Regions from separate parts of the Mus musculus genome. Here regions 1 and 2 are each linked to region 3. The links are chromatin loops, found by intact Hi-C in ENCODE. Cell type or tissue: left cerebral cortex. All regions are shown on one strand. Links, peaks and the distances in the headings refer to the core of each region. The heading gives the core; the rest is flanking DNA.

What was found. Peaks named below come from ENCODE experiments on the same cell type or tissue, not always from the same donor. Only the 100,000 strongest peaks of a DNase experiment are listed, where the experiment ranks them.
Region 1: it touches region 3 in a loop (2.2-fold over the local background); 3 of 42 quality-filtered maps call a loop at or near these places.
Region 2: a loop joins it to region 3, with 3 times the contacts of the local background. A loop is called at or near these places in 15 of 42 quality-filtered maps.

Annotation. Positions count from the first base shown.
Region 1 is chr14:86,894,141-86,905,086 of GRCm38, forward strand. All of the region lies in intron 20 of Diaph3 (diaphanous related formin 3), which reads right to left. Among named protein-coding and RNA genes, the nearest start is that of Gm41222, 26 kb to the right of the region's middle. In left cerebral cortex, for the core only: a CTCF peak has its summit at 4,971; a DNase peak (open chromatin) is centred at 4,926.
Region 2 is chr14:86,776,968-86,787,913 of GRCm38, forward strand. The region is part of intron 25 of Diaph3 (diaphanous related formin 3); the gene reads right to left. Among named protein-coding and RNA genes, the nearest start is that of Gm33025, 12 kb to the right of the region's middle. In left cerebral cortex, for the core only: a CTCF peak has its summit at 4,824 (motif pointing left); a DNase peak (open chromatin) is centred at 4,809.
Region 3 is chr14:86,674,578-86,685,523 of GRCm38, forward strand. The region is part of intron 27 of Diaph3 (diaphanous related formin 3); the gene reads right to left. Among named protein-coding and RNA genes, the nearest start is that of Gm33025, 110 kb to the right of the region's middle. In left cerebral cortex, for the core only: a CTCF peak has its summit at 4,032 (motif pointing right); DNase peaks (open chromatin) are centred at 3,926 and 6,861.

The DNA.
Region 1 (10,946 bases), core at 2,409-7,408, 220 kb after region 3:
CTATGGATGTAAGCTAGGACACCTGGCAGGTGCTGACCAGTAACAGAAATTGGGAGCAAGCTGGCAGGAACCTGGAGAAGATGCTAGACTCCACCCACTGCACTCACATCTTATCCAGTTGACAGACAATGCAGACTATGGATTACTAAAGAAAAGAGGAAGCAATGATTGGGAAAAGTCAAGTGTATTCTTAAAGAAATTATACCAGGGGCTAGAAAGATGGTTCAGCAGCTTACAGCACCGGCTACTCTTTGAAAGGATCCAGGTTTGATTCTCAGCATCCACATGTGGGCTCCCAACTGTCTGAACTGTTTTCAGGAGAACGGACACCTCTGGCTTTTCTGAGTACAAGGCATGCACATGAAACATATGCAGGCAAAACACTCATACACATAAAAACAAAAAATAATGACAGTATGGCAGAACATGCCCATGCCTGTTACATTTTAAAATATAACTGTGTGAATCATGCCTTATTTTGATCTAGACATTTGTGAAGCATTTACAGAGGCAAAATGTAAAAGTTACAGGAAGCTCTGGAGGCATTCAGCCTGAGAAAGTGGAGCTCCCATATAAATCGGGAGCCCCATTTTCCTCTGTCAGTCTTCTCTAAAGGTGTTTCAAGAAATTATCCTTTGTGCAACAAATAAAATGAAAAGCTAATTCTGGCAAATAACAAAATAACTTGTTTGTGATGCACATTTACAAAATGAAAAATGACGGCTTCCTGAATTAAAGGTCATCCAAATGTCCACTGAGTACTGTAGGTTAGCGAGAAGAATATACTTTCTCATCCACTGGCTTGTTTTTAATCAAATTAAAGTGAATATTCTAACAACACCTTTTTATAAAGTGAGTGTAAAGAACACTTGGTTTGAGGTTGGCAAGATGGCTCAGAAAATAATGGAGTTAGGAGTTCAACTCTAGTGACCTGAGCTCAATCATAGAAGTCACGTAAAAATGAAAGGAGAATCAACTCTGAAAGTTATCTTCTGGCCTGAGCACCTTGGAATGTTCATGGCCCAAAACACGATCATAATAGCAAAGTTTTTTTTTGTTGTTGTTGTTGTATGTGATAGGGTTTCTCTGTGTTGCCATGGCTGTCCTGGAACTCACAAGGCCACCAGGCTGGCCTCGAACTCAGAAATCTGAGTGCCTCTGTCTCTACAGAGTGAGTTCCAGGACAGCCAGAGCTACACAGAGAAACCCTGTCTCAAAAAAAACAAGTTTTAATGATTCTATGTATTTTGGGTTTTGTGCTATGATTCTTCCATGTTTTCAGTTTAGGCTGCCCCCAACTTCTTCCTGGATTCATAGAATCAATATCATATGTTCAGTACATTCTAGAAGATGAACCATAAGATGATAACACAGTAGCCTAACAAAATATTCTGAGCGTAAATGAAGACTCTCAGTTGTAAACTAACACTTAGAATCCAGTGTAGTAAGACACATTTGGAAATGTGCAAGGGATACTATAGAAACAGAGAGGAAAGATGCTGAATTTTATGCAAAAGAATAGAAGTGTTGAGACATTTTCCAGAGAGAATGTCTCAAAGGGTAAAGAAAGGAAATACAGCATACTAGCAGTGCAGGCTGTGTTGCCTTTAGAGAGCAGCAGAATGTTTGGTGGAGAAGCCACAGACAACAACGGGAAGCTGGAAGGAGATGGCTAAAGCTGATTCCTGAGAAGACAATGCCACAGTGTGGGAAGCCACATGTGCTGTTGCAGAGTGGCGCTGGCTACTGCTGGCCACCATGCATAAGTTTGGGCAAACAACCAATGTGTACATATGCAGTAAAATTTTTTGCCAAGATACTTCCTGGCCCAGGTATGATAATGAGGTATGATAATGAGGTTCTGTGAGGTACTGAGAGAATAACCAATCAGATGTAAGACATGCAAATGAGGTACGTTAATGAGGTTCTGTGAGGTACTGAGAGAGATTAACCAATCAGATGATGAACTTGCAAATGAGGTAGAATGCATAACCAATCCGGGTGTGAGACACGCCTCTCCTAGGCCTATATAAGCAGCACCAGTTCTGGGCTTGGGGTCTCTTCGCCTCAGCAATCAAGCTCTCCCAATAAACGTGTGCAGAAGGATCCTGTTGCAGCATTGTTCTTGCTGGCTAGTCGGATGCCCACAAGACAACAGGAAGGCTAGATTCTGGTGAGGCCCGAGGAGGCAGTCCAGGACGACTTGCATGTTTGTTATTCTAAATGTGATTGTGGTTGCAAGCCCAAATTACTAAAAGTCTACATATTTAAAATGTGGTATTTACAGTCTATTTAGTTATATTTCAAAATAGCATTTTAAAGGCCTGATGTCAACCCCAAAATTGTAGACACCATTGTGAGAGCCATGTGGAGTAACTAAGAGAACATAGAGAATCTGTGAAGGATGACCAGGGCCAGTCACTTTTCTCTGCTACATCTTTTTACAATACAGTTCTCCATATTAACTGAAGAACTACCAACCAAGTCTGTTCTTATTGTAGACAGACAAGACTCTATAACACTGTGCATGCCTATTCTTTACTTCAGTCCACCTTGCTTTATCTACTTATATTTCCTATATACCCAGGCTAGCCTCAAAGCTGTCCCAATCCACACGCTCACTTCTTGAGTGTTGTATGGCACCACACTAGCACAATTTGCTTCAAAATAAAAACATCTAAACTAAAAGGTGAAGATGGCTTTATTACTAAAGGAAAAGACAGGTGAGCGCAATGAGAATATTGAGTATTCCTATGAATAAATGGTATATCATAAAGAGAGCTCTAAGAAAACATAGAGATAGGCAATGCAGGGGGAATATAACCAAATACTACCTCAAATCTAAAAATAAAAGTGATCAATAAATATTATTTCAATATTATGAACAGTTAAGGCCACCACACCCCAAAAAAAGAAAACTAATATTAAACATGGTTCACAGTACAAGAAAAATAATTCTAGCTTACATAGATCATATAAGGATATATTTGCTTGCCCCAAGAAGTTCAACTCAGGATAGAGCAGCAGATAACCTAAAACTCCCACAGCAAGCCACAATGCCGCATCCCTGCAGTCCCAGGCCTCTGCAGCCTGAGGCCGGAAGCTCATGACCTCAATGACAACCTGAACTACTGAGAGTCTGTCTTAAAAAACAAACAGCAACAAAGCCCTAACAGAACCAGAAATAACTATTGACCAACTTATGATACTGCTACCTAAAACATAACAATACAACTAATATTAATAACAAAAGTTAGCCATTATAAATATTTTTTGATTATGTGATAATGTATATGTAACTACTACAGTACACTAATTAATATTTGAAACAAAAAAAATGAAGGTAGACTTATTCTACTTCATGTGGTATGCAGAATTATTGTTGTTCAAACATATCTACATTTTAATTTCCAAAACAGTTGAATACACTACCTGATATGGCCAATCAAACTGACAAAGATCCTCACAGAGGAATGTTACCTTGATTCATCTGGCAGATTGTTATTACAGAATCCTTGTCACAAAGCAACAGTGTCTGAGGAGTTATGGTCGAAAAAAAGAAAAATCATGCTAGGCTATAGGCTAAGGAATGTGGGCTTCATTTGTAGGTGGAAAGCCCTAGGCCCCACAACAGGAGTTCAACTCAACTAGCTCTCTCTCTGTAGTTTTGATTATCATCCAAGGTTGCAAGATAATCAACTTGTTATTTTTGAAGCAACTAGTTTGTGGTAGGTTCTTAGAAAAGCAATGGGAGCCGGGCGTGGTCGTGCAAGTCTTTAATCCCAGCACTTGGGAGGCAAAGGCAGGCAGATTTCTGAGTTCACGGCCAGCCTGGTTTACAAAGTGAGTTCCAGGACAGCCAGGGCTATACAGAGAAACCCTGTCTAAAAAAAAAAGAGAGAGGGAGAGAGAGAGAAGAAGAAAGAAAGAAAGAAAAGAAAAGAAAAGAAAAGAAAAGAAAAGAAAAGAAAAGAAAAGAAAAGAAAAGAAAAGAAAAGAAAAGAAAAGAAAAGAAAAGAAAAGAAAAGAAAAGAAAAGAAAAGAAAAGAAAAGAAAAGAAAAGAAAAGAAAAGAAAAGAAAAAGAAAAGAAAAGAAAAGAAAAGAAAAGAAAAGAAAAGAAAAGAAAAGAAAAGAAAAGAAAAGAAAAGAAAAGAAAAGAAAAGAAAAGAAAAGAAAAGAAAGGAAAGAAAGAAAGAAAGAAAGAAAGAAAGAAAGAAAGAAAGAAAGAAAGAAAGAAAGAAAGAGAAAGAAAGAGAAAGAAAGGAAGAAAGGAAGAAAGAAAAGAAAGAAAAGAAAGGGAAGAAAGGGAGAGAGAGAGAGAGAGAGAGAGAGAGAGAGAGAGAGAGAGAGAAAGAGAAAGAGAAAAGCAATTGGAAGCTGTGCCCCATTATGTATGAAAATGGAGCTAGGACGGGATGGGAACAAATGAACATGAACATCCAAGCACAGAAGGCCATACAGCTAGTGAGGAGTAACTAGACTTCAAGCTGGACCACAATGCTGTCAATTTAAGCACAAAGGTGAGTATGGGCTCATATTTCAATGAAAAACTAGGTGATACAAAGTGACCTATTCAAAGTCATAATATAGGTTATGAAATTCGAAACAAGAATTTAAAAACAGTGTGGCATGAAAATAGTTTTCATTGTGTAATGAAAAGAGGTTCAGGACAAAACACCTTTTAATGTATTCATGCATCCATGCATTTACAAATACTAAGGAATAAGAAGCCAATTGTTATTATGACAATTAGTGTAAAATGAGGTGGGGGAGGGGCAGTCAAGGGACATTCACATTGTCTTCAATGTTCTTATGTTATGAATTTTCCATCAACATTATGTTTTTTTAAAATAGCATTTTAATGCAGGGAGTATGCAGGAACTTTATACAACATTTTAGAATAACAATAATAATCAAGAGTCCTCTACCTCACAAGGTTTGAAAGCCCTGCCCTACAGTGACACCAAATGGTAACAGATCAAAATACAATGTAGAAAGAGGACATTTGTAGGATTCAGTCTCCTATAAATTCTTGATTCCTTTGAAGAGCAGACAGATTAACAGAATTAAATAATATGGAGACAAATACTCAAAAGCCCAGGGTTTTTAATCAAAGGAAGTCTAGTATACCAAGCTTCAAATGCAAATTTTTAGGTTTCTTTCCAAACTGCAGCTAATCTTCTGATCCTGTTGAATATTTACATAAATCATTTTCACACAGTTAAAGCCATGCCACTGTGAACACAGTGATTTTACCTAACGGCTTATTGATCAAAGAAACCCTACAAATATAAGAAACATACTCACACAACTAAGTCAGGTTACACTCCATGACATCAACCTTGAATAAGAGACTGTAGTTCGGGTTGATGGGAGAAGGAAGGAATCTAAAGCACAGTAGGCAAATGACCCCGTTAGCCCAAGCTCCTAGGGACTGTATTTTCATGTCTTAACATGAATAAAAAAGAAGCTGATAAGAGAGGACTCCACTGCATCCACATAAGAACCCAGAACCTTCAAAAATGTGGCCAGAACCACCATTTCTCAGGAATTCAATGAAAGCTGGTTCAGATTATTTGATTTATTTTTCATGTACTAAAATCTGCTAGAAAACAAAAAACTAGTCAAAGTATCAATACGTTCTGGGATATAGAAATAAAAGTAAAGTCATAACATAAAACTTTGACTCCATATTTAAAAATAGGTACAAATTCCAAACATTACCTCCACATAAAAATGATGATAGGCAAGGCAGGTGATAGATAGGGTCACTTCTCAGAATTCATCTCTATACATAGTACTTTACAAATACATGCAGTTACGATATATCAATTACTATATATCTATCTATATATATATTACTATATATTACTATAATGGTTAGCAAGCTAAGAACTGAGTGTATGGTTCAATGACCCTGTGCATGCTTGCAAACTATGAAGGGTCTGAGTTCAAGAGCAAGCATCACCCATAACAATCGCTCTCTAGGAAGCTTCTCTATCACCCACTAACATACGGCCCATGAGTAGCCACATGTAGACATCACATAAGTTGTTTTATCCAGGTCCACTCAGAGCAGCATGTGCAGAATTCGTTCAGAAAAGGTGCATAAGATGTGAATTACTATAAAGATCAGTTGAGCAGCTAAATCCTTAGCATTGCAATATATTGACTAATCTAAATTCAGTTAAAAATTTTAATCGAAAAGACAGGTAGTATTGGCATTAAAGAATTCTCCCAATTTCAAGGGAGAATTAGATATAGAAATGAAAATCTGAATTATCAGGAAATTGGAGAATACTTACACATTAAATAGTGACAAATCTTCAGGAATGTAATATATGATGGGACTCAGCAAAATGGTTCAAATATCAATAGACAGAATCTTTCATCTCAACCATGACACTGATAGAAGCTTACATACAGTATTTCTAATAGTCAAATTGTGCATCATACTCTAGAATGTTCAAACATGATATAAAAAACTTGTACATATTTTTTGGTCCTCACCTCATTGTCTGGTAACGACAGTGGTACCCATGTTTGACTATGCTCATGGTGCACATATAGTTTAGCAAGTATAATGCAAATACCTTCAGTGAACTTGTTCATTATCTGTTGTTTGTATATGTATTTAAGCAGAATGCATTTTCTCAAAAGTCTGTAATTTGTATGAATCAGAATAATGAATTTCCATACCTATTAATCTCTCTAGCAAGTAACACAACTAAACTTTAACTATCTTTTGTCGAAATGAATATGTTAGCAGGGAATCCTGTGGCTTAGCAGGGAACTGAGCAAATGTGGAGGGAATATAGGTCTCCAAAGCAAACGGTAGGCCAGCTAGAGCTAGAGACATCCTGCCAAAGAAGGAAGGAGAGAGGGGTGGGGACAGAGGAGAACAGTGAGAATCTGAAGTGGCAGTGTCTCTCTATAGCACCCAAGAGAAGAGCCACAACTCAAAGGGGAAAGCAAAGGACAACACAAGACCTGGCTCCATACAGGAGAGTCAGAAGACAGAGCCAATAGTAGAGCACCCTGACTAATACCATTCAAAAAGAATAGTACTTTAAGTTACATTAAAATGCAAGTATGATTGCTTTCTTCTCTTTCCCAAGTGAGAATGAGATACTTCAGCTTGTTGAGCCTTTTGAATTCTGTGGATTGTATCTTCTGTATTTTGTATGGGTTTTTTTCTTTTTTTCTTTCCTTCCTTCTTTCTTTCTTTCTTTTATTTATTTAATTTTTTTTTTGGCTAATATTCACTTAATTGTGAGTGCACACTATGCATGTCCTTTTGGGTCTGAGTTACCTCACTCAGGATGATATTTTCTAGTTCCATCCATTTGCCTGCAAAAGACAGGATGTCCTCATTCTTAACAACTGAGTAGTATTCCAATGTGTAAATGAACCATATTTTCTGTATCCATTCTTCTATCATGGGACATCTGGGCTGTTTCTAGCTTCTGGCTATCACAAATAAGACTGCTATGAACATCGTGGAACAGGAGCCCCTGTGGCATGGTGGTGCATCTTTTGGGTCTATTCCCCTTCTGGACCCCCTAGATCTCTCAAACACTGGACCACCAAACAGACAGCATACACCAGCTGATATAGGGCCGCTAACATACATATAGTAGTGGACTCCCAGGTCTGTATTCATTCACAGATGATGCACCTAACCCTCAAGAGACTGGAGGCCCCAGGGAGTTTAGAGGTTAGGTGGGGTGGGGGGTGGGGCATCCACGTGCAGGTGGGGTGGGGAGGAGGTGTGGGATGTGGAGCAGTCAGAGGGTGGATGGGGAGGGGCAGGGAATGGAATATGGAGTGTAAAAAATGAATTATAAATAAAATTAAATTTTGAAAAGGCAAGTATGTTTTTAATATAAAGGTTAAAAATCTGAAGTCTAGATAAGTTCAAGAAAAAATCTTAAACTGTTGTAGGAATCTTATAAACAACAAAATTGTATCCAATTTTCTAAAACTATGACATTATCATTAATATAAAATTAATAAACTCCACACTCATTTCGCCTTAATAGAGGCACCAAAGTGAAATTGAGTTTTGAATTCAGAAAGAAAAGGAAATGCCCGTCATACTGTGACACCTCACATGCTTAGCCTAACATAACCTTTATACTGTAATGGAGTCTGGGGCCTTAGGGAAGGTTCTCCTGTTTGACTGGGTGTAAAAAGGAGAGGTGCAACAAGGGTGGGGGTGTAAAGAGAGTAGCTGGGGGAAGGGGAGCCAGACTGAAAAGAGGGGATGACAAAAAGAAAACAAACAAACAAACAAACAATTCACATTTAATCAACGGTTCCAGGGAGTTTAGAAGTCAGGTAGGGTGGGGAGTGGGGGGTGGGGACATCCTCATGGAGACAGGGATGGGGGTGGAAGGGGTGGAGGGAGGAGGTGTGAGATATGAATCTTCAGAAGGTAGTGGGGGGGGGCGTGGAGGAAGAGTCTGGAGTGTAAATAAATAAAAAAAATTAGGTACTTTTCTGATGTTAGTACTAAAAAATCAAGAAACTGAATAGTACACTCAGGACCACATATGAATGTAGCAGAAATGGAATAGGCTACCTTTATATAAATGCTGGGACCACACAGCTTCAAAAGCTGCTACATAGGTATATGGAGAGCTTTGTCTGACATCAATGGGAGGGGAGGCCCTTGATCCTAGGTGGAGGTTTGATGCCCCAGCATAAGGGGCTGCTAGAGGGAGTAGGTGGAGGAGCACCTTCATAGAGGCAAAGGGGAGGAGGAGTAGGAGAGGGGATGGGATGGGGGGAGGGCTGTGGAGAGGTAACCAGGAAGGAGGATATCATTTGAGATGTAAAAGAATAGAATGACTAATTTAATAAACTTAATTATATAAAAAGCATCTCGAGCCGGGCGTGGTGGCACACGCCTTTGATCCCAGCACTCCAAGGCAGAGGCAGGTGGATTTCTGAGTTCGAAGCCAGCCTGGTCTACAAAGTGAGTTCCAGGACAGCCAGGGCTATACAGAGAAACCCTGTCTCAAAAAACAAACAAACAAACAAACAAAGCATCTCCTGCAGAAGGACCTAATCTAGGACTGCCTGAGAAACCAAGGATTGCTGATGTAAACAATGCCAGCCAGTGAAGAACTGCTGTTTAGAAGAGATGCTTTCTAGGGACCAATGGAGGCACAGGTGGAGGATATTAAAGGAGCTTGCAGCAGCTTTCACATGAGCTCGCCACTGTGTTTCCCACCTGCTCCCAGAGTCTGTGTCTTGATTCCCTGCAACCTCACCTCCAACCACCAAGGGCAGAGAGGGTCAGGCAGTGTGTAGTCCAGGGCACAGGCAGCTGACTGCTGCAGCTCTGTCCAGACTGTCAGAAGGATATACTTCCCAGGTCACCAGACTTCACACAGAGCTATGACCAAGTTTGGAATGTGCAAGTTCCTGCTTGAGTGTTAGTCCCCACCACTCACTATCACAATACAAATTGTTATCAACTTCATGGGATCTAGAAGAGTGGTTCTCAAGCATCCTAATGCTGTAATGCTTTAATTCAGAGTGGTTGGGTAATGCTTTAATACACATGTGGTTGGTGACTCCCAACCATAAAATTATTTTCATTGCTACTTAACTATATGTTTGCTACTGTTAAAAATCATAATGGAAACATCTTTGTTTTGTGATGCTTGTAGGTGACCTCTGGCTGACAAAGGCCTGTTTGACCCCCAAGTGGGTCCCAATCACTAGGTTGAGCACAGCTGGTCTGGAATCACCTGGACAGAAATTTGTCTATTGGGGCAGCTTCTAGCCTGGCTTATCTGATACAGTAACAAACCCACTAAAGATGAGAAGTATTAACCTATGATGCCAGGTCCTACACTGAAAAGTAGAAAGAAAGAAACATGCCTTCCCCAGTCCTCCTCCCTGTCATTCACCCCTCTCTATGCTAGCTAGCTTCTTGATGGAGGATGCAATGTAAGTATCAGCCACATTAGACTATGGGGTGTGGTCTTAAAGTGAACAAAAGGAAGAAACAAGCATGCCTTTCCCACCTCCTCTCAGCCCACACTAACCCAGTATCATCATTCTGGAGAACAGAGTGAGTAAGAGCTTAGCTCTTGCTGCCTCATGCGTCCCTGCCCTGGCGTCCCCTCCACAGTGGCAGATACATTTTCTATCTGTGATTCACAATGAACATGTGCTGTTGTCAAGGGTTTTGTCACAGCAAATGGGGAAGATGTAAAAGTGTAAAATCTAATGGAAAGGTACAAAGCATCCATTCTAAATTGCTAACTTAAGTGTATAGAAGGTCACTGAGATGCATAGAGCTTAGCTCTGATTACTTATGCTGTGTGTGTGTTATGTGATTTTTATCTGTAAGTTGTTTTATGAATGTGTTTATAAAAATGAAAACTTATTAAAGTTTAAAATTCCAAACTTTAAAAAATAAATAAATAAATAACACATGGCGAGAAGAATGAGGAATTCTCTGCTTCATTCCCTAATCTCTACATTCTATTCCCAGAGCTTTATGGGTAAGAAAGCTAACTGTCACTGGAAAAAGACAAAAAACAAATTTAACTGAAAGAGCCTACAATATGTCTCTACATTCTATTCCCAGAGCTTTATGGGTAGGGAAGCTAACTGTCACTGGAAAAAAACACAAAAACAAATTTAACTGAAAGAGCCTACAATATGTCAAATATGGAGTACAGATAGGCATAAAAGTTAGGGGACTTGAATTGCCAACAATGTATCAAGTATAATGTCATTATGTCCAAAGGCTAATAGTATAACCTCAGATTCAAGCAAAAACAATCTTGATTTTAAAAAGTACTCCTTCTTTAAGAGATCATTATGCACAGTGTCTGTACTCCAGAAGAACTGTATGACTCAGTGATTGCAAAGCTCATTTCTTTTGCACTCAGTTCTCCATGCAGCAGGAACAGGACATGGC
Region 2 (10,946 bases), core at 2,540-7,539, 100 kb after region 3:
AATCCAAGGAACCCAACCCTCAGGACACTCACCAGGGACTCAGTCTAAAGTGAAAACTGTAATCGGAAAAGTGACTTTTACGTTCCTGAAAGTTGAAGAGGAAACTGAGATAAGGACACTTGTTTTTACCCTAAGGCGGCCATGTGTGGGAAGGAGGAAGACAGTTCACTAAGGGTATGCTACAGCTCGATGGAAGCTGGGTCAGAAAACTGAGCACATCCTAGGGGAGGGGGACTCAGCATGGGGCAAATGGCTAGAGGCCCAGAGGTTTCCTGGACAGCCACACCTTAAGGACTGGCTGGGAGAACAGCGGAGCGGCTGGAACAGAGGATAGTCTCTGCTGACAGAGCTTTACAGCTGGGCGTCTGGAGGCCAGTGAACCACCTGCAGACCTCAGGCATGAACAGAAAAGAGCAGGGGGCCAGAGGGAAGGAAGCCGATGCTGGAGAGGGGCAGCTCATTGAAGAGAAGGCTGGACCGTGCTGAGGAGTCTGGAGTGTATCTTTATGAGTGATGAACTCCCTTTAATTTAGAAAGCATTGCTGTCATATTTCTACCCAGAAAAGCACTCTGCGACAGTCACCTCATGGCTTGGCAGAAAAGGAGAGACATGGTTAGGGTGTTCAGATGACAGTGGTGACAGTGATAGTGTCTAAAAGAGGAAGAACAGAAAACTCTTGCTCTGCATCTAAGGGGCTTTTATACATAAAGATGAGGATCAGTTTCAGGTTGCTGGCTTGGGTTTCATGATGTACATAGATAGCACTCATAAAAAATGGGACCATCTATGGTAATAAAAGAAACTGTGCCAGGGAGGGACCTTAGTTTGGGATGTATCCAGATTGACAGGAGATAACCAGTAGGTATTAAAAACTGATTAGAAGGACGTTGGTTAATTAGATGATTAACTGATTCAGAGGCCTGAACTCAGGGCACAGAAATTGCCTAATTGATTAATGTACAAATTAGAAAGGAAAAAGTCAAAATATCACTATTTGCAGATGATATGATAGTATACTTTAGTGACCCCAAAAATTCGACCAGAGAACACCTAAACCTGGTAAACAACTTCAGCAGATATAAAATTAACACAAACAAATTCATAGCTTTCCTCTACTCAAAGGATAAATGGGATGAGAAAGAAACTAGGGAAATGACACCCTTCACAATAGTCACAATATAGAATATCTTGGTGTGACTCTAACTAAACAAGTGAAAGATCTGTATTATAAGAACTTCAAGTCTCTGAAGAAAGAATTCAAAGAAGGTCTCAGAAGATGAAAAGATCTCCCATGCTCATGGACTGACAGGATTAATATAGTAAAAATGGTCATCTTGCCAAAAGCAATCTACAGATTCAATTCAATCCCTAGCAAAATCCCAACTCAATGCTTCATATATTTAGAAAGAGCAATGTGCAAATTTGTTGGAATAACAACAACAACAACAACAACAACAAGAACAAAAAACCCAGAATAGCAATAAACTATTCTCAATAATACAAGAACTTCTGGTGGAATTACAATCCCTGACCCCAAGCTATACTACAGAGCAATTGTGATAAAAACTTCATGGTATTGGTACAGTGACAGACAGGTAGATTAATGGAATAGAATTGAAGAGCCAGAAATGAACACACACACCTATGGTCACCTGATCTTTGAGAAAGGAGATAAAAGCATTCAGTGGAAAAAAGACAGCATTTTCAACAAGTGGTGCTGGCTCAACTGGCAGTTAGCATGTACAATAATGCAAATTAATCCATTTTTATCTCCTTGTACAAAGCTCAAGACCAAGTGGATCAAGGACCTCCACACAAAACGAGATACATTGAAACTTATAGAGGAGAAAGTTGGGAAGAGCCTTGAACATATGGGCACAGGGGAAAAATTGCTGAACAGAACACCAATGGCTTCTGTTGTAAGATCAAAATTTGACAAACGGGACCTCACAAAATTGCAAAGCTTCTGTAAGGCAAAGGACACTGTCAATAGGACAAAATGGCATCCAACAGATTGGAAAAAGATCTTTACCAAACCTACATCCGATAGAAGGCTAATATCCAATATATACAAAGAACTCAAGAAGTTAGACTCCAGAGAATTAAATAACCCTATTAAAAAATGGGGAACAGAGCTAAACAAAGAATTCTCACCTGAGGAATACTGAATGGCTGAGAAGCACCTAAAGAAATGTTCAACATCTGTAGTCATCAGGGAAATACAAATCAAAACAACCCTGAGATTCCACCTGACACTAGTCAGAATAGCTAAGATCAAAAACTCAGGTGGCAACAGATGCTGGCAAGAATGTGGAGAAAGAGGAACACTCCTCCATTGTTGGTGGGATTGCAAGCTTGTACAACTACTTTGGAAATCAGTCTGGCGGTTCCTCAGAAAATTAGACATAGTACTACCGGAGGACCCAGCTATCCCATTCCTGGGCACATACCCAAAAGATGCTCCAACATATGACCAGGACACATGTTCCACTATGTTCATAGCAGCCTTATTAATAATAGCCAGAAGCTGGAAAGAACCCAAATGTCCTTCAACAGAGGAATGGATACACATAATGTGGTATATTTACACAATGGAGTACTATGCAGCTACTAAAAACAATGAATTTATGAAATTCTTAGGCAAATGGATGAAACAAGAAAATATCCTGAGTGAGGCAACCCAATCTCAAAAAAAAAAAAAAAAAACAAAAAAACCACACATGGTATGTACTCATTGATAAATTGATACTAGCCCACAAGCTCCAAATATCCCAATACAATTCACAGAGCACATGAAGCTCACAAAGCAGGAAGACCATAGTGTGGATTCTTCCATCCTTCTTAGAAGGGGGAGCATAATATTCATGGGAGCAAACACGAAGACAAAATGTGAAGCAGAGACTGAAGGAAAGGCCATCCATAGACTGCCCCACCTGGGGATCCATCCCATATACTGACACCAAATGCAGACAGTATTGCGGATGCCACCAAGTACTTGCTGACAGGAGCCTGAAACAGCTGTCTCCTGAGAGGCCCTGCTGGATCCTGACCAATACAGATGAGGATGCTCACAGCCAACCATTGGACTGAGCACAGGGACTCCAATGGACGAACGAAAGAGCTGATGGGATCTTATCTGGTATCAATGGGAGAGGAGGCCCTTAGTCCTGTGAAGGCTCGATGCCCCAGTGTAGAGGAATGCTAGGGTAGTGAGGCAGGAGTGGGTAGGTGGGTGGGGGAACACCCTCATAGAAGCAGGGTAATGAGGGATGGCATAGGGGGTTTACAGAGGGTAACTGGGAAAGGGGATAACATTTGAAATGTAAATAAAATACCCCCCCCCTTTTTTTTTCAAAAAAAGAGTGTTTAAAGTGTGCTACTAAACAAAATTTACAGGCTCACATTTAACTCAACCTTCCAGAAGGGAAAACAAAAACAAACAAACAAACAAACAAAAAACAAACCCTGGCTGTTAGTCTACGATGCCTTCGTGAATTAGTGCTCCGTGCAGCTATTTACAGAAGCCTTTCTTGGTACAGTGTCTTAGCCCTTAACCATCTAGATTAAAGCACAAAATACTATTTAAACCAGAGAGCAAAAACGCAGGAGTAACTTCAAACGAAATCTCTGAACTTGTTTTAATACAGAAGAAATGTTGAAATTTGAGTCAAGGGGTGTAGAGAGCCAATGTTCATTGGAACTTAACCGACAAAGACAACAGCAGAGGAGACCTCTCTCATGCTGCACACAACCACAGACTATAAGCAATGGGATCGGGGATAAAGTAAACCATAATAGTTCAAATGTTCCATTTTCTTTTCCTATGCTCATTATTCCTCTAACGTGAACGCATGGGAGTTAGAAGCAAAAAAATTATAGTGTTTCCTAAGGAAAGCCTCTTCTACCCTGAAACTGACCAGTGCAAAGAGTTATTAGTTCTTGTGGTTGGCTTTCCATTCCCATTCTGACCATGTTTGGCCCTCTATACCTTCCCAGAGCTATGAGATGAGTTCTTTAATAGAATTTACCTTAGCAAGCTATTGTCAGAATTGAGTTAACCTGTTTAAAGACAGTGTCTCCACCTGGTCAGGGCAGATCCACATTAGCTGGTATTACATTTAATACTGTGACTCTCCCTGTTCAGCTGATTGGGATTTGTAACAAATCCATCCTCCAGATGTAGCTCTCTCCTGTGAGACTATGCCGGGGCCTAGCAAACACAGAAGTGGATGCCCACAGTCAGCTATTGGATGGATCACATGGCCCCCATTAAAGGAGCTAGAGAAAGTAACCAAGGATCTAAAGGGATCTGCAACCCCATAGGTGGAACAACATTATGAACTAACCAGTATCCCCTGGAGCTCGTGTCTTTAGCTGCATATGTATCAGAAGATGGCCCGGCCGGCCATCAGTGGAAAGAGACGCCCATTGGTTGTGCAAACTTTATCTGCCTCAGTACAGGGGAACGACAGGGCCAAGAAGTGGGAGTGGGTGGGTGGGGGAGTAGGTGGGGGACTTTTGGGATAGAATTGGAAATGTAAATGAAATAAATATCTAACTAAAAAAAAAGAAAAAACAAAAAGAAAAAGAGCCCAAATCCATCCTCAACCACTAACTACGTCAGCCCCTGCCCACTTCAGCTAGGAAGGCTAGAAAAGCCAACAACAAGAAGCTAAAAACACCCATTTCCCAGTCTCCCTGCCAGCAACGCTAGAGACGCCATGCACCGAGGCACTAGACATGAGCAGAGTGCATGTCCATAACTATTATCCCATTTCTCATGGACCGGCCTTGTGGCAGCTCTAACTGCAACTGTAGAATGCTGCCCCCTTCTGGCAATCAAAATATTAACATTAATGATATGTTGAGTTGCTCCAGGCAATACCTAAGAATATTTGTAAACTTAAGTGAAAATTTTTATAAATGCAATGAGATGTGTAAGTCACAGTCAGCATGTGATGGATTTCATCTTATCTAGATTTTAATTTAAATAATTTCATGATGGACAGTAAATAAGGCTGCACAGATTACAATTATAAAATGAATGTTCTCAGAAAAAGTTTTACATCTATTAGTTATGGGTCTGCGTGTGAGTGTGGGTATGGGTGTGTGTTAGAGGTCAGAGGACAACTTGCTGGAGTCAGCTCTCTCTTCTACCATGTGAGTTATGAGGACAATACTCATTTTGCCAGGCTTAGTGGCAAATACTTTAGCCTAACCAAAGTGCTGGCCCAAATAAAGGATTATTTATGTGTGTTTTTGTGGTTCAACAAGAAAAAAGTCATTTTTGGATGTTACACATACATACAGACACCAAGGCAAAATAATAATCTAAATACTGGCATCACTAATATTGTAGATCATGTAGTCATGAGGAGGGTGTACCTATAATATCAGCTCTGGGGGAGCTGAGCAGGAAGGTCAGGACTCAGACCAGTGTGGGATATATATATTTTGATCATATCTCAAAAACAACCCTAAACTGATGCATAAGCCTAAGAGAGGAAATGTGATGGAAAGACTGTAAGAGCCAGAGGAGCGGGAAGTCTGCCATGAGGTCAGGAGCTACACCCTGAGTTTCACTAGCAGGACTGCCTGAACACAGACAACAACAGCGACCCCAAAGTGCTCTGGGAAAAGCCCTCAAGCCTCCATCACATACACAGAGAACTACGGCGAACTATAGAATATTAGAGTTGAATAGTCTTCCCGGGGAAGAGAATGGGCAATCCAACAGCAAGGCGCCATCCCTCAAAACACACATACAAGCAACATTATACAGACCCGAGCAGGCTGTACTTAGAAATATATATTTAAATACATATGTGTGTAAAAACTATTAATAAAAAAGGAGGCCATGGAAGGAGTTACAGAGACAAAGTTCGCAGCTGAGACGGAAGAAAGGACCATCCAGAGACTGCCCCATCTGGGGATCCATCCCATATACAATCACCAAACCCAGACACTATTGCTGATGCCAGCAAGATTTTGCTGACAGGACCCTGACATAGCTCTCTCTTGTGGGGCTTTGCCAGTGTCTGGCAAATACAGAAGTGGATGCTCAAAGTCATCTATTGGATGGAACACAGGGCCCCTAATGAAGAAGCTAGAGAAAGCACCCAAGGAGCTAAAGGGGTCTGCAACCCTATAGGAGGAACAACAATATGAACTAACCAGTACTCCCCAGAACTATGTATCTAGTTGCATATGTAGCAAAGGATGGCCTATTTGGCCATCAATGGGAGGAGAGGCCCTGGTCTTGCTCATAGGCCCCAGTACAGGGGAATGCCAGGGCCAGGAAGCAGGAGTGGGTAGGTTGGGGAGCAGGGCGGGGGGAGGGTATAGGGGATTTTCGGGATAGTATTTGAAATGTAAATGAAGAAAATATCTAATTAAAAAAGAAAGGCCATGGATTTGAAAGAGAGCAATGAAGGATATACTCTGGGGTCTGAAGGGAGAAAAGGGGAGGGACAATGGTATAATAATAATATCAAAAAATAAGATAAATTATTAAACAAAAACCTAAAATGAAACAAAACTCTCCCAAAATTATAAGCCCAGACTTTACACATAAAAACAGTATACTGAGTACTGTAATGTTACTTTTCATTTCTAAATTTATAATCATTAAGTAGGAAAATGATTTGGGGATTATAGTTTTTGATTACTGCATATAAATATCTAATAAAACTGTCTTCTGAATATTTAACAGGAAAACTTTGTTTTCAAAACCAAAAAAAAAAAAGATAAACATATTACAGCCCACAACTTAGTAGGACTCATGCAACTGATGTATAAATTAGTAATTACAAAATATTACATTAAGAAATTAAATAGCCAGGTGGTAGTGGCTCACGCCTTTAATCCCAGCACTTGGGAGGCAGAGGCAGGCGGATTTCTGAGTTCAAGGCCAGCCTGGTCTACAAACTGAGTTCCAGGACAGCCAGGCAGCCAGGGTTATAGAAAGAAACCCTGTCTCGAAAGAAAAAAAAAAAAACCAACAAAGAAAAGAAATTAAATAGATACACAAAGATTTGAAAATTCTTAAATGTGCACGAGTTGTCCCTCTTCAAAGTCTCTATCACAAGAGTAACCATGACAGAAAACCACAAGTGGACACAGTGTGGAGATCACAGACCCTGAGGGACCTAGCCCCAGAAGATGCATCTACATCACAGCTCTTGCATCTATGGCTCAAGAAGCATCAAATAGATTGTAAATGTAGAATACCTGAAGGTCTGTTGTGAAACAGTCTCCCCTAGAAATCCTGCAAAATCAAGACTGGAATAATGGCAATATCAACGGACATGTTAACACGTAAGGTAATGATTCTTTAGGATCACAGTCCTAGACAATGAACTATAGGCAAGTAATGACTCATGGGAGAAGTAACCTCTCCCAGAGATGAGCCTACTATATAGGTTTTCCAATGCCAAGTAGTCAGCCTTGAAACCATGTATATACCACCACCAAAAATGGACTAGGTAGGTTACATTTGTATATACTAAGCATACAGATACACACACACACACACACACACACACACACACACACACACACACACACGTAACAATAATAATCAGAGACAAAGAGGGTACCAAGTTAAGAATTGAGGAGGATGCAGGAGGGAGTCAGAAGAGGGGGATGGGGAGGAGCTGGGGGGAGGAAATGAGGGTTATAGGTGATATACTTTTATTTCTACTAAGGAGATATTAAAAATGAAATAAAGAATCTTTTCTAGGAAAGAGAATATCAGATAGTATTTTCTCGGAATTCTTGTCCCACAAGAAGCCATATGTCTGAACGAGTATGTTGCAAGTGAAGGTAAGAGCAGTTGGCTCTGTGGTCAAATGACTTTGGACACCAATGGGTTACATGTATGGGTTCGGGTGATGCCTATCACATGTGTCATGAGAAGGAAAAGCCCATTCATGCTAAGAGCAGTGTTTCAAATCAGCAGGGCATAACAAGACATCTAGAATCTACTATCCTGACAGCAATCTGTCCATCTTGCTAATAACATCAAAATAAATCTCAAGTAGATCAAACATTACAACTCTAAAAGATTAATCTGTAAAAGCAGAGCAGATAGGAAGGAAAATAACTTTCATTAGTTCTAGAAGATGAAGATCTTCAATGAAAATCCCAAACTCGAAAGTCGTATAGACATCTAACACTTGAAAGAAATAATAGCCTACACATGAACAATAAAGGATAGACTGGAAAAGCATTTGAACCATGAGTAACTCACAGGGCTGAACATCATTAAAGCATGTGCATCGCAGTAAGATAATGGCCAATAAATCCATAGGCAGGTAGTATATTCAAGGAACTATCCCTTAAAGTCACTCATCTCTAAAAGCTCAGAATTCACAAGTTGAAATCCTAATCTGCAAAGTCCTGGTGCAGAAAGGTGGAACTTCAAAGGGATCAGATCCTGAGAATAGAGCCCTCCTGAGTAGGATTCATCTGCTGTAAAACGCCTTTGTGCTGTCCACCATGGGGACACAGAGGACAGTATTGTCCCCAAACACTGGATCTGCTGGTGCCTTGATCTTACAGAAGTCAATTTCTGTACCTACCATGTTACTAAATTATGGTATGCCATTGTAGGAACTTAAATAGAAGCTCTATACAAAGGAGTACCTTACTATATTTTTCATAATTTAAGATATTCCAAGTAAACTAGTGGAAGATAATATCAATATTAGAGAATGTTAGGGACAGAGGCCAGATCAATATTAGAAAGTATTACAGCAAGGTGTGGCTGGAGAGTTGACTCTGTGGTTAACTACTGACTGTTCTTCCAGAAAACTCAAGGTTTAATTACCAGCACCCATGCTGTGGCTCACAACCACCTGTAACTCTCACTCGGTTCAGTAGTTCTAACACCTTCTTTTGCCCTCCATCAATGACAGGCATGCACACGATGCATCAACATATATGCAGTCAAAACACAAATGCACATAAAAATGTAAGAAGTTTTAAAAAAAAGGAAGTAGTAGTTCTTGGGAAAGCAGGGCACTTCTTGCACTGTTGATAAAAATGAATGCAATCTCTTTGAGGAGTAATTTAACAATGCCAAGAAGAGGTATAACTGCACGACATATGAAAAAGTTTTTATAAGAAAATTATCCTATATATACAATTCACTTTGTTAAACAACATGCATTGTATTGTTTATAACTGCAGGAGGCTAGAAACATCCTGAATGTTCACATGCAAGAGACTAAATGATGATACCCATATTTTGGATACATAGGTATATGAAACAATAGTGAAATATATTTAAGCTGTACATGGGGCCACTTCTAAAGCACAGTTAATGAAATGGAGGGTAGTTATTTTATCTGAAGTTATCGAACAGACATTTCTCTGATCATTCATAGCTCTGTCATTTGACAAAAATGACATTTTTCATTACTATATTTATAATTACCACCAGGTGGTAAAGCAAGGCACCAAACAATTTTCTAGTGATTATTATTAAAATCTATGCTTATTTAAAATGATCTAAAGGATTGTGTTTTTAGGTGTTGAAATCTGATGAGTGTATTCTTTGTGAACACTCTAGCAATCAGTGAAGAGAGCAAAACTTAGAAGTCGTCCATCACTGAGTCCCTGGTAAATACATCCCCCTTGTGGGCCACTTGTGTGGACCCTTGTGGGTCCAGTGTGCTGAGCAGAAAGAAGCCTTCTGCTGTTCCCGAACCATAGAGTGCCGTGGAGTAAGGTATCTCTATCAACTTCCCACTGAAAGGGTGTTAGCAGATGTTTTGTGTGTGTGGTTTTTTTAACTATTATTATATTAGTGAGGAATTATATATGAAGAATATAGTCTTCATTTTTTTTTTTAACTTACAAAGTTTTTGGACAAAGAATGAAGAGATTTTAGATGATGAAAAAGCGCAGTTCATCATCAAAGATCAGAAAAAAGGAAAAGGGCGAAGCTAGGAACTGGTGTCTAATTTCACAGGAGTCGTTTTCTTCCAGGAGAAGCTGAGCTAAATGGACACGAGGCTCTGAGGAGTCAGCGGGAGGGGCTTGAACGCAGGAGGCCCAGAGGGTCCCTGACAGTCATGCTCTTGACAGCAGCAGATGGCCTGCACTGGAGGAAGGGGAAAATAAGGTCAGGGAGGCGGGCCTGGGAGCCTGGATTCAAGGCTGAAGAAGTGCCACAGAGTATTTTTGAAAGGTGTGAAATAATCAAGACTGTACTTCACTGTGATTAAAGCTGGCATGGTGTGAAGGTGTCAAGCCTGGGTGGCTGGGAAAACGGTGGTATCATTAACCCAGAATGAGAACATGAAAATCAGGTTTTATGTGGAACATGATAAGTTAGGTTTTAAATGAATTGATTTTGAGGTGATGGCAGAATATTCAAACTGTTTTGTTCAGGAAGGAGTGGGAAATAGCAAACTATGAAGTCTGCAGTTTAATCCAATTCTACAAATCAAGTGTTCAGGACTAAGTGTTAGGCACTGAATCAGCCCTGAGATGCTGGTCTCTGGGACTTACCACCTGAGAGGAATTTTCATCCATAATTAGTGACTACCTGTACATGGATGAAGCAGAGTGCTGGCCCCCTGTGCAGCTTAGTGGCCAGAAGGATTCCAAACCCCAGCTAAGAGCATTTCTGGAGATTATATATTAAATATACATACACACATATATATAATATATACATATATAATATATGTGTATATATGTGTATGTATATATGTATTCAAATATATATTTAAGTTTCTGGCCAAATGTTTTTACTTTAAATCAATGAACCCCATAGATAACACAGAAAACCCTGGAGACTTGTGGAATAGCATTTTGGGTTTTCAGAATGTTCTTGGTTAAACCTACTTCACTATTGTCAATCTTACCTAAACAAAGGAATTTATGGCCTCCAGTTCATTTCTAGTGTGACTTCTTGACCAAAGCACTATAAACA
Region 3 (10,946 bases), core at 3,799-8,798:
ATTTGAAATGTTAAATAAAGAAAATATCTAATTTAAAGAAAAAAGAAAAAGTCACCAAAAGCAAGCCTTTTTGCTCACTTATGCATGGACAAGTAAATGGAGCTTTGTGCTTTATACGGATCATAGTACATTATCAACAGAAATGTATCACTCACATTTCCTATAAAATAGATTACAGATAGCAATACATTCTTGATAGTGAGTGGGTAAACTTCCCCAATACATAATTTGAGAGCCATCAACAAACGAGGAGACCTACTAAAGGAATCAGGTATTACTGTAGGATACAATTTTGTGAAAATGGTTTTATTTTTCTAATAGATTGAACTTTTGCTGGACTGCACAGCCATGTTAACAATGCACCTTGATATGATTTAAGACAGCCCGCATTCATCCTGTGTACTCAGCCTTTTAACGCTGAACCTGTGTGTAAAAGAACAGCGTAGCCACCAGCCTTACGATGCTTTGGGTTTTCCCTGCAATCAGTTTTTACACTCTAAGATAAAGTGCAGCTTTAATCTTAAATTATACACTCTTCTGTGCCACTAACCCTGAGTAATGAAAGTATGCTGTGGCAGCCACTTGCCGAAAACAGTCAACAGGTAGGAAAAAAACATACACAGTGCATGTCTATCATCAATACTGCAAACAACATGTAGATACAAGTTGACAGTGTCTGTCTGCAGTTTTTGTTTGCTATTCTTGGTCAGCTCGGGTCAGGAAAATAATTTCATTCCTTGAGAAAAAAAAAAAACTGGTAAACATTCCCGTAATGTATGTTTCACTCCATTCCAATATGCTTCCTGGGTTATCCAACAAGCACAGAGAAAAGCGCTTTAGGTAGGGACAGTCAAGCATGAGACTGACACAGAAAACAAACAGGTCTCAGCTAGGCGAGTAACCTCTGCCTACAGCAGATGGGAGAGGCAGTGAGGAGTGGACTATGCAAACTGAAATTCGGGGTCAGGTTACTCCAGGGGGAGGTGCTCGGTTTCTGTCCTGTAATGTGGTGACAGTGCATCTCAGGGCCTCAAAAACTACTTCAACGTGTCTGTTATTATCTACAGCAGCATTAATAGAGACAAACATTGGGCTGAGAGAAAGCGGTGCTTCCGTGTGCAATGTCTCACTGTGATCTTGCTTTGTGTGGAAATGGACAGTTACACGTGCTCGGAAACCTGGATTATGCGAATGGGAAAATAGACAGAAGACAGAAATTACAGTCCTACTCAGAAAACTTGAATTCTAATGCTTACACATCTATTGCTGGTACTGCCCATGATGTGACATTTTCATGTAGCCTCCTAAGCACAAGGGGACAGTGTTGCCATCTAGGGATTTTTGTTTTACTTAGTAGTGTGTATACCATGGGAGCCAGAAACATCTAATTTAGAAAACATGATTCTCTATGTTTGCAGATGAAGGTGGCTTTTCTTGATGGACATCCTATGTCAGGGTGAGGTCAAAGCAGATAGACCGGCCTGTTTAGATGTCCCCGACAGAGCTCAGTAGTGTTTCCTTGCCCTGGATTGATGGTACCAGGATTGATTATACAACCTGGTATGTGTTTCGAAGAGCTCAGACTCGTCTATGTCTATAAAGGAGATGGAGTACAGAACTTGACTAGCAGATGCCACCAAAAGGGAGCAGCCCAGGCTAGTCCACGTCCAGCTCCTAGTGGCAGGATGACAACAGTAAAACCTGCAGTCGACCTTTCTCAGCCTCAGCTATTACAGGTTGATTGCGGGTACCACCCTCCTTCCAAGCACAGTTCTGTAGAGTTAACCCGGGAAGAAGTGCTAATACGGTTTGAGTTACTATATGCTTGCACCCTACTTACACTGTCCTATCTGAGACCAAACAGAAAAAAGAAATCTAAGCAAACACCTTAATCACAGGTTGTAGGCTCCCCAGAGAGACTGATTTTAAAGGATTCTGATGGTATCTGTTCTTCTAAAATCTCACTTCATGTTCTCTGCTGTTGAAGTTCATTATCAGATTCCCTTAACAGGGCCTGTGTGATATTTTTAAGAAGTATGATATCTTTAACAGGTATGAAGTAGGAGGCAATATAGTCGAACGTATAATCATTAAATACAGAAAACCACGACAGCCTTAGGTCATGTTCAGGATGGAGGGAGAATATAACTGAGGGGAAATGTCTGCTCATTTCTATCGTATATAGATTCTGGGTGGCGCTGGGTGTTGGCTGTGTCCCTGGTGCTGGAGCTACAATCTGACTTCTCATTGTTTCAGCTAAGTTAAGAATTATCGACCTTCATTTTAAAGGTGAGATTTTTTTTTTGATCAGCAAAATAACTGAGGCAAGGAGGGCCTCTCTTTGAAGCTGTCCCTTTTTAATGAGGAAAACAGAAAAAGGAGTTGGTCAATGTCGCATCAGTTATTTTCTTGCAAATAAAACACCCAGTTTGGTTTCTATGAAAGCCCAGGCTGTCCTGGGATCTCTGAAAAATTGGTTGCTGTAAACAGCTCATTTTTAATGCTGCCTTGGCTGAGTCCATGCTTTCTAAGACTCCATGGACACACAGACAGATCGGACCACACAATTCCCTCCTTCCGTTTACTGCTATAGATTCCTGCCTCGGGCTTTTCTTGCCAGCAGGGACTGTTAACTCAAAGACTTGCTTCCACTCTCTTCCTGGGGCTTTGGAATACCTCCTGTCTCTATGGTAACACAAAACACAAAGCACTAGAAATGTACCATACAGTGGGCAGGAAAAAAAAAAAACACGCCTCAGAGTACAGTACTTTTGGTAAAGCTGAAGAAGGTGCTGACGGCAGGCAAACAGACGAGGAAGGATAAGCAATTAATTGTTCCTTCTTCCATTTGTCATACAGTCTTTAAGAGCTACACGTGTCATCACAGAAGAGACCTTGGAGTCTGTCTATGGAGCTGTATAATCCACATGGTATTTGAGATTAAGAAACATGTACTGGGGAGCCACGATAGCCATATATGTCTAGGAATTCACAGTTCATTTAATCATTGAGAGAAATAAGTTCTCTATCAAATAAGCCCCCACATTTATATGTTATGAAAGACATTCTAGATACTTTCAAGTATCCTGCAGCCGGCAGCAAGGGTCACTGATCTATATACAACAGTTCTAGAAATGACCACAATTTACCCTCAGTTATGTTCTCACTTGATCTTTTAGATGACTTAAAGCTGTTGAACATTTTTCTGGATTTAATGATTGTATTTTCTACTATATTTCCTCTTTTTATACCTGTTAATGTTTTTGCTTAAGATATCATGCAAGGTTTTGTTCAAGGGTCAGGACAATTATATCAAGAACACTGCACAGAAAACTCTAGTGTGATGTACTGTAAAGATAAGGCAAAAAAAAGAGATGAACCTCACATGGTAAAATCATCTCTTAGTTGCCACAGTATAACATCTCTCCCAGTTTTCTGGAGCAGGGCACCATAATAAATGCACATTTATTATTGTGTCATTCCTGAATAATTAGAACACTCAGATCCCTAAGTTATTGGACAGTTCCAATCGTTTCTGGTCACAGACAGCATTTCTAAAGTTTTTCTCTGAAACATGACAATATATATGAGGAGCCTTAATGAAACCAACATAAGAATATTCAAGAAGCCCCACATTTACACATAAGAAAGACATCCACACTGGCATCTAACAAAACATCCCATGTAACACTGCTGCACGTGCATTGCTGCTGGAAGCTGGCTGGGAGGAGGTCTCCTGAAGATGCGTGCAGACTGCTGCTAACGGCAGCTGGGTGCTCCATTTCCAGGAGCTGCCCTCACAGTGAACAGGAGTCCATCCTCTACACACTGCCCTCTAACATAGACTAATGGAACGTCGGGGGAGATAATCTCATTAGTAGTACTCCTACTTTAGAAACTCAAATTTCCTTCCCCATTTCTCTCTCTTTTTAAAGACACCCCTGTACTCAGGGAGGCAGGCAGAGCCTTGGTACAGAAGCCAACTTCCTAAAAGCCCCCAGTAAACTAAGATGTAGCTACAGTTATAGCCACTAGAGGTCAGCCAGTTACACCTGTCACTAATAGATTTAGTGAACAATATTGTACCCTGAATAACTTTTAGTGATTTTGAAAACATGGAATGAACATTCCTTTGCAACCATTACATATAGCAGCATACTTGAGAACTATCTGGTTTTTAAAACCTTTTGTGAATGGTCCTTCTTTCCTATACTGGCTCACATTTTCTTTGGAAGAGGAAAGAATGCAATGTGATGAGTATGTCTCTCTCTTTTTTTTTTTTTCTTAGAGACAGGGTTTCTCTGTAGTCCTGGCTGTCTTGGAATTCACTCTGTAGACCAGGCTGGGCTCAAACACAGAAATCCGCCTGCCTCTGCCTCTGCCTCTGCCTCTGCCTCTGCCTCTGCCTCCCAAGTGCTGGGGTTAAAGGCATGCACAATTAATAGGCTCTTGCGATGTAAGAAGGCTGCAAGAATTGAACTGCAGGAAAGCGGAAGTCTGTAGTTTCACCAAGTTCATTTTGGTGACAGAACTTTAGTGAACCTCCACACTCAGTCTACTTTACTCTTTGAATGCTCTGTGCATTTTCTTCTTGTACATACTAATCTTATGCATGCACAGACCTAAGTATTAGAGGTCAGATTAATTAAATGAATGAAGTCATTGTCAAGTCAGGTTTGCTACATGATATACTAGATATGTGCTAATGACATAATTATGAACTGTAACAACCCACAGAGCGCTTAGATTTCATACATTACACCTCTGACACAATTATATCCACATTCTCAGTGTCTTGTCAACAAAGCATCTACAAGCACTTCCCTCCATTTTTGGCTGCCAAAAAAAAAAAAAAAAAAAAAAGGGCTGCAATCAAATTCTACATTCAGTGTCAGGTGGGTAGACACAAGCTTGTTGTCTTATTTGCATTCCTACACGGTTGAATAAAGTCTGAGGAAGGAGGTTTTGATGTGTAGAAACCTTCTGGGGCTTGGGGAAGACTAAGTACCTGCTCCAATCCATGCTGCTGCTGCTGACCTAACATCTATAACAGTAACTGCAGAAGGGGAGGCCCGCAGCACCACTGCATTAGTGCTGGGACCCAAGAGAGAACTATGGACTCTTCATTTTTACCCACACTCTTTCTGGCAAATGCCTTACAAATTTATCGAGCTCGCTCTCCAGCGAGAGACAGCTAGGAGCATCTATTTCCAGGGCCCGCCTGTGCTCAGGCTGTGTCGGGTCCTGACTGATCCTATACCTGCCGCTCTGTACCTTGTTATTCACAGAAGCAGTAAGCCCACGGATCAGATTTGCTAATGTCTGAGAAGATACTCGGTTACTGATGCTAGGGCACATATGTTTCTATTGTAACAAGTACTACTTGTGTCAATGGCAGGTTCAGAATCTTAAACTCACTCTCTAAGCTTTCCAATAAAGTGAGAGAATGGCAGAGGCCTTGATTTGCTTTAAATGCCAAAGCTCCAGCCCAGTGCTTTCTAACTAGCGGCCGACACTGGATGAAAATGGTTTTATTTGTATCTATCCAGTAGGCTTTCTTGTTTCTGATAATCTAGTATCTCTAGAAATCTCATCAATAGTCCCTCCTGATGGCCACGATGCCACCCGCCACCAGATTTCTCTTTCATGTTCATGCCCTGATCCGCCTGCTACATGTTCCTCTGATAACAAGAATACATGCTATTGAGAGTCTGTGTTCTTTCTGTCCTTTGTGGTATTAGAAACAGAAGTGTCCATTTTATTCTAAGTTTCTATGGTCCTGTTATAGTTATGAATACAATATGGACAATTTGCTTTTGCTCATTTACTGGAGTGTACAGTGCCTATACAGCTAGCTGATGCTGGTGTCCGGAGCACAGTGCACAGTAAACAGGCTTGAAGCATGGTCTTTACCTCCAGCAAGCTGCCAATCTAACTGCATCTACAAGGCCTGGATACCAAGCTACTTGCTTTAGCCTTGCAGCAAACAACAGAGGACCTAGAATAGAACAGTGTTTTAAGTGCTGCCTTCTTCCTTTCTGAGATAGGAGTTTTCTATGTAACCCAGCATGCCTCAAACCCCGTATGATTCTCTTTGCCTATGCCTTCTGAGTACAGGGATTTCAGGTATGAGCCACCAAACTTGGCTCTGTGCCTCTAATTATAAAAACGCTTTATTAAACGTGATTTATGTTATTCCTTTTGACAAAAGTCAAGCTCCACGTTTCTTAAATAATAAAGCGGAAAGCTTAAGTACTATGAGTGCGTTAGAGTTCACAAGAAAGGGCAATTGCAGAGGTCAGTGGTGACTGAAGGGGCCTCTAAGGAGTGGATGGTGAGGATTAGTAGCTAGAGGGATCTGAGGAGACCAATGGACTAGTATCCCCTTCACTGAAACAGAGAGGGAAATGCAGGTATGAGGTATGAAATATCCACATCTAGACCGGCTTATACAGTACCAACTGGCCTCTACTGCAAGAACATGTAATGAACTGAGCTGACGCTCCAAAGGCTTGCTCTGAGATCCTGACCTGGTTGAGAACCATGTCTCAATGAGGTCCTCTTCTTCCTCTCCTGGGCTGGTACCGCACAGATAGTAAAAATCAAAACAAGACAAACAAACAAACAAACCAGTGCTCAAACTTATCAGTTTGCCTCAAGTCTCTCTCCAGAGAGAGGCTCAGTTGCCCACCCACTTCACAGCTAGGAACAGGGGAGAAGTGATTTAGCACAGCACCGTGAAGAAAGGCTCCGTAACTACAGGCTCTCTGCTCAAGGGATCCCATGCATTTCTGTCCTAACAAATCCCAAACATGAGATATATTTAAATGTCTTCTCTACCAGACTCTGTAAAAGAAGCTCTTTGTCTCATCTTTTGGCTGTGTTCTCTGTGTGCTTGGCATGACAAAAACTTTCTGTTACATCTCCCAGCTTGGTTCACAGACTACATGAGGTTAACATCACTATAGTACAGGAAAACCAACCAACCAACCCAAAACCTGAAACCAAGGAAAACCAAAACAACAATAGCAGCAGCAACAAACAAACCAACCGACCGACCAGGAGTTTAGCTAGTCTTTGTGAGACGTGGACAGTTCTTGGTTTGCAGGACTTTAGCTAGTCTTTGTGAGACGTGGACAGTTCTTGGTTTGCAGGAATTTAGCTAGTCTTTGTGAGATGTGGACAGTTCTTGGTTTGCAGGAGTTTAGCTAGTCTTTGTGAGACGTGGACAGTTCTTGGTTTGCAGGACTTTAGCTAGTCTTTGTGAGACGTGGACAGTTCTTGGTTTGCAGGAGTTTAGCTAGTCTTTGTGAGACGTGGACAGTTCTTGGTTTGATGCAGGGATTGACTTGCTTCTGAGTCTCCAGGTTCAGAGGGCCCTGACTATCTCCTTTTGCAAATTGAAAGCCTTTCCCTGGAGGCAAGGCTAGCTTTATCTCACCCCCTGCTGCCTACACAGATTTAGTTTTAACTGAGCTTACTGCCTTGGAACAACCTTTTCATTTATCAAGTGCTGCTTATTGATTTGTTTGTGCTTTGGTTTTGCATGAAAGAAAACCAAAAAACCACTTCCTCTTGCTCATCTGCTGAGCTGCAGACTGCACCTGTGACTGGATCAGCAGCATAGGTTCCAGACACTGGAGGACTTCCATCTCCTTTCAGCTAGGTCATTCATATGTCCTTCAGAATTCTCTTACTCCCTTCATTTCTACTTCACTTTCTGTTTCTAAAAACAACAACAAAAACACTTAACCAACCAAACCAAATAAACAAACACACAGACAAGCAACCCCCAAAACCTGATCCAGTAATTCAAAGGGTTCATGCATAAAAGCTCTTCGAACTATACAGACCACCTGCCCACGATGTGAATAGAAAGGACTGCTAGGGATCTCCATGCAAGCCTTGAAGGCCACACTTGTGGGCTTCTTCTAACTATTAACAATAGACAGTAAGAGGTATTCTGAAAGAAGGGTAGCTTTAAGTTAAAACAGAACTACCTGCTCTTTGACAACATTCAATCAGGAAAAATTTCTAAATGTATTAAACTTAAAAAAAAAAAGGAAGGGGATTTCATTTCGAAGTCTTTCAATGCAATATTTCTTAGGAAATCTGGTATATGCTTACATATATTATCATTAGACTCATAGCTGCAGTGATAACTCCTGTGATAAGTATTTATGTGATAATTTGATAGGAATGAGGTGGGTGGATATCCAAACTCTGAATGACAGAGGTGGTGGGAATGCCAGCTGTAATGCTTATGAATTACAGTTCATCATCAGTTAAAGTTATCTGACAGCTTCCTGATAGAGCACACTTACAGAAATATCAAGCCTAAAATTTTTGAGGGTCTAGAATTATTTAGGCAAAAAAGAACCAAGGAAGCTTTCTGGGGGGCCTGAAAGAGGGAAGGAGACTCTGTCTTAGAGGTACAGTTACCATTCTCACCTTCAAATATCTTGAGTGAGTGAGACACATTTGTGACCCACCCTTCCTTCCTTCCTTCCTTCCTTCCTTCCTTCCTTCCTTCCTTCCTTCCTTCCTTCCTTCCTTCCTTCCTTCCTTCCTTCCTTCCTTCCTTCTTTCATGGGGGCGGGGCTGGTGATGAACACATTATATTCATGAATAAATTAGAAATGAAAGAAACTGAAAAAAAAAAAAACGATCCAGTGAAATCTTCGGTTTGAGTAAACTGTAGTCCCTTGTTCTGATTCTTGAGAGTTCCAGAAGTTTCTCTAATTTTGCTACTTTCTGAATACAGATCTCATGTGAGCAGGTGTGGACACAGCAGCACATTGAGTGCCAGGTGACTCCTCCTCAGAAGTGGTGACCAACAAGAAAATTGAGTCCATGAAGCTATGTGGATTACTCTAGTGACAACTGTGGGAAATAGCATGACCAATGAAAATTCATAGTCTCAAGTTCAAGTGGCACCTTGCCATTATCTGAGTGATGGACAGTTGCTCTATTCAAAGGGTGTCATGGCTATTCTAGAAGTAGTTAATACAAAGTAATTGTCAACTAGGATGGAAGGATGACAATGTTGTTGGCTGTGTGGATAAAGAACAATGTCCTGGAGCTACAGAAGGCCTAAGTAGCATTTGGCTCAGGGATTTTTAATATAAGTATGAAGAAGGTCAAGAAATGCATTTTTTCTTTTTTAATTATAAATCTCACTTTTATATGGAACCTATATGAGGGGCAATGAAACCAGAGATGTTAAAGTAAGTGTCTCCTTTGTTCTTTTTGTGTGATAAATGCAAACTTATATTTAAAGTTAACACTTCAGTAGCCACAAGTTGAAAATCCCCAAACTGTATGTAGCACTCTGGCTTTATGCCATGGTTGCTGAGCTGAGTGTCAGGAGGAAATAGAATAAACTAAAAAAGAAAAAAGAACAGCTTTGTGATGTCTAAAATCTTTTCTATTCTGAAGTTCTGTGTTTGTATATAAAAAGAATAAAAAATAATGTGATAAACATTTACTGGTTAAAAATTTTTATAGAAGAAATAGCATCTTCCCCTAAACACGAAGCTCAATTACTAGGTCTTTCTTTTGAAACACAGGAAAATGTCACTACTCTAATTTCATACAATTATGGTTGCAGGGCAGTTCTTTCAAAACTGTAGGCTTTATTTAGGATCTTGGAGATGCCATATAGCTCCTTAAAAAAAAAAAATCTTACAGTGTAAGAATAACACCACCAACTGTATCTGTTCGAATTTACACTCCATTTAAGAAGTAAAGTGCACAGGTGGCTGTCAGGCCAAAGAGTTCTGAGCTCTGAAGGAACAGGCAGAGAAGCACTTCAGGCTTTTCATGGTTTAATCGTATTTAATAAACTTAAGAATGTTTTCCCACTGAGATAATGTATTAAAATATACTCACTGACAAACAGGGTCTTCAGTTTTCAATGTATTCATCTTATACACACATTTACTTTGTTATAATGAAGATAATCTCCGAGTTCCTTTGGGCAAGAGATACAGAAAGCTTTGTGGATGATCAGGAAGCTTTTTGCCTGGCTCATGTCTAAGAGTTTACTTTACAGACCGGGAAAGCACAGCCTACAGCAGATCTTATCATCACATGGTGTCGGGCAAACGTGTGCTGCAAACAAAGAGCTGCAGAAACAGTCTTCTGAAGTGAACAGACACCGCCCAGCAGTGACAAACGCAGCGAAGACCAAACCTTTCAGGATCCTGAACAAGTGATTGTGTATACAACAGTATCAGCTTAGAGCAAGGAGATGCTGGGGGTCTGTGCAAAAGCACCAGCCATTGCTTTTTGTCCTATTTGGTTGGGATTCCCTGTAAAGAGTGAGTCTAGACCAAGAGGCAATATTAAAAACAAAAGGTTAGAGATCATCATGGGACATTAATTATGCAAAAGAAGGCAAACTGAATTTAATCAGAAGCGGCAGACTCAGGGCAGGAAGAATTTTCTCTTTTTGACAGAAGCAGTTAGGAAAACATTTATGGTAATACCGCAGCATCTGCTGATTACAGGCAAAGCTGCAGGACACCAGTGTTAAATCACTGAGCCATCCTGACAGCTCCTGGGTACTCCAGTCACATCGACAGCAATTTACAGGGAAACTCATCCAAGTCTGAAAATCAGCCAACATGCTTAAACCAGAAAGAAGTAATTCAGATCTGACTTCAAAGGAATTATAGCTGATAAAACTCTGATATAAGCATTGTCCTAAATACACCTACACAGCACAGGCATGGACATGCATGTACACACGCACATACATGCACACACACATATTAACACTCACTTTAGGTTTATTAGTTAGCTTAGTGATCAGCAAAGTTTATTGGAAAGATTTTATGAAGTCAAACACACAGGAAGTAGAATATTAACTATTTTGGCAAGAAGTCAGGGTGAAAGCGGATTCCTCCTCCTGGCACTTCAAACTTAAGACCTGAGAGGACTTG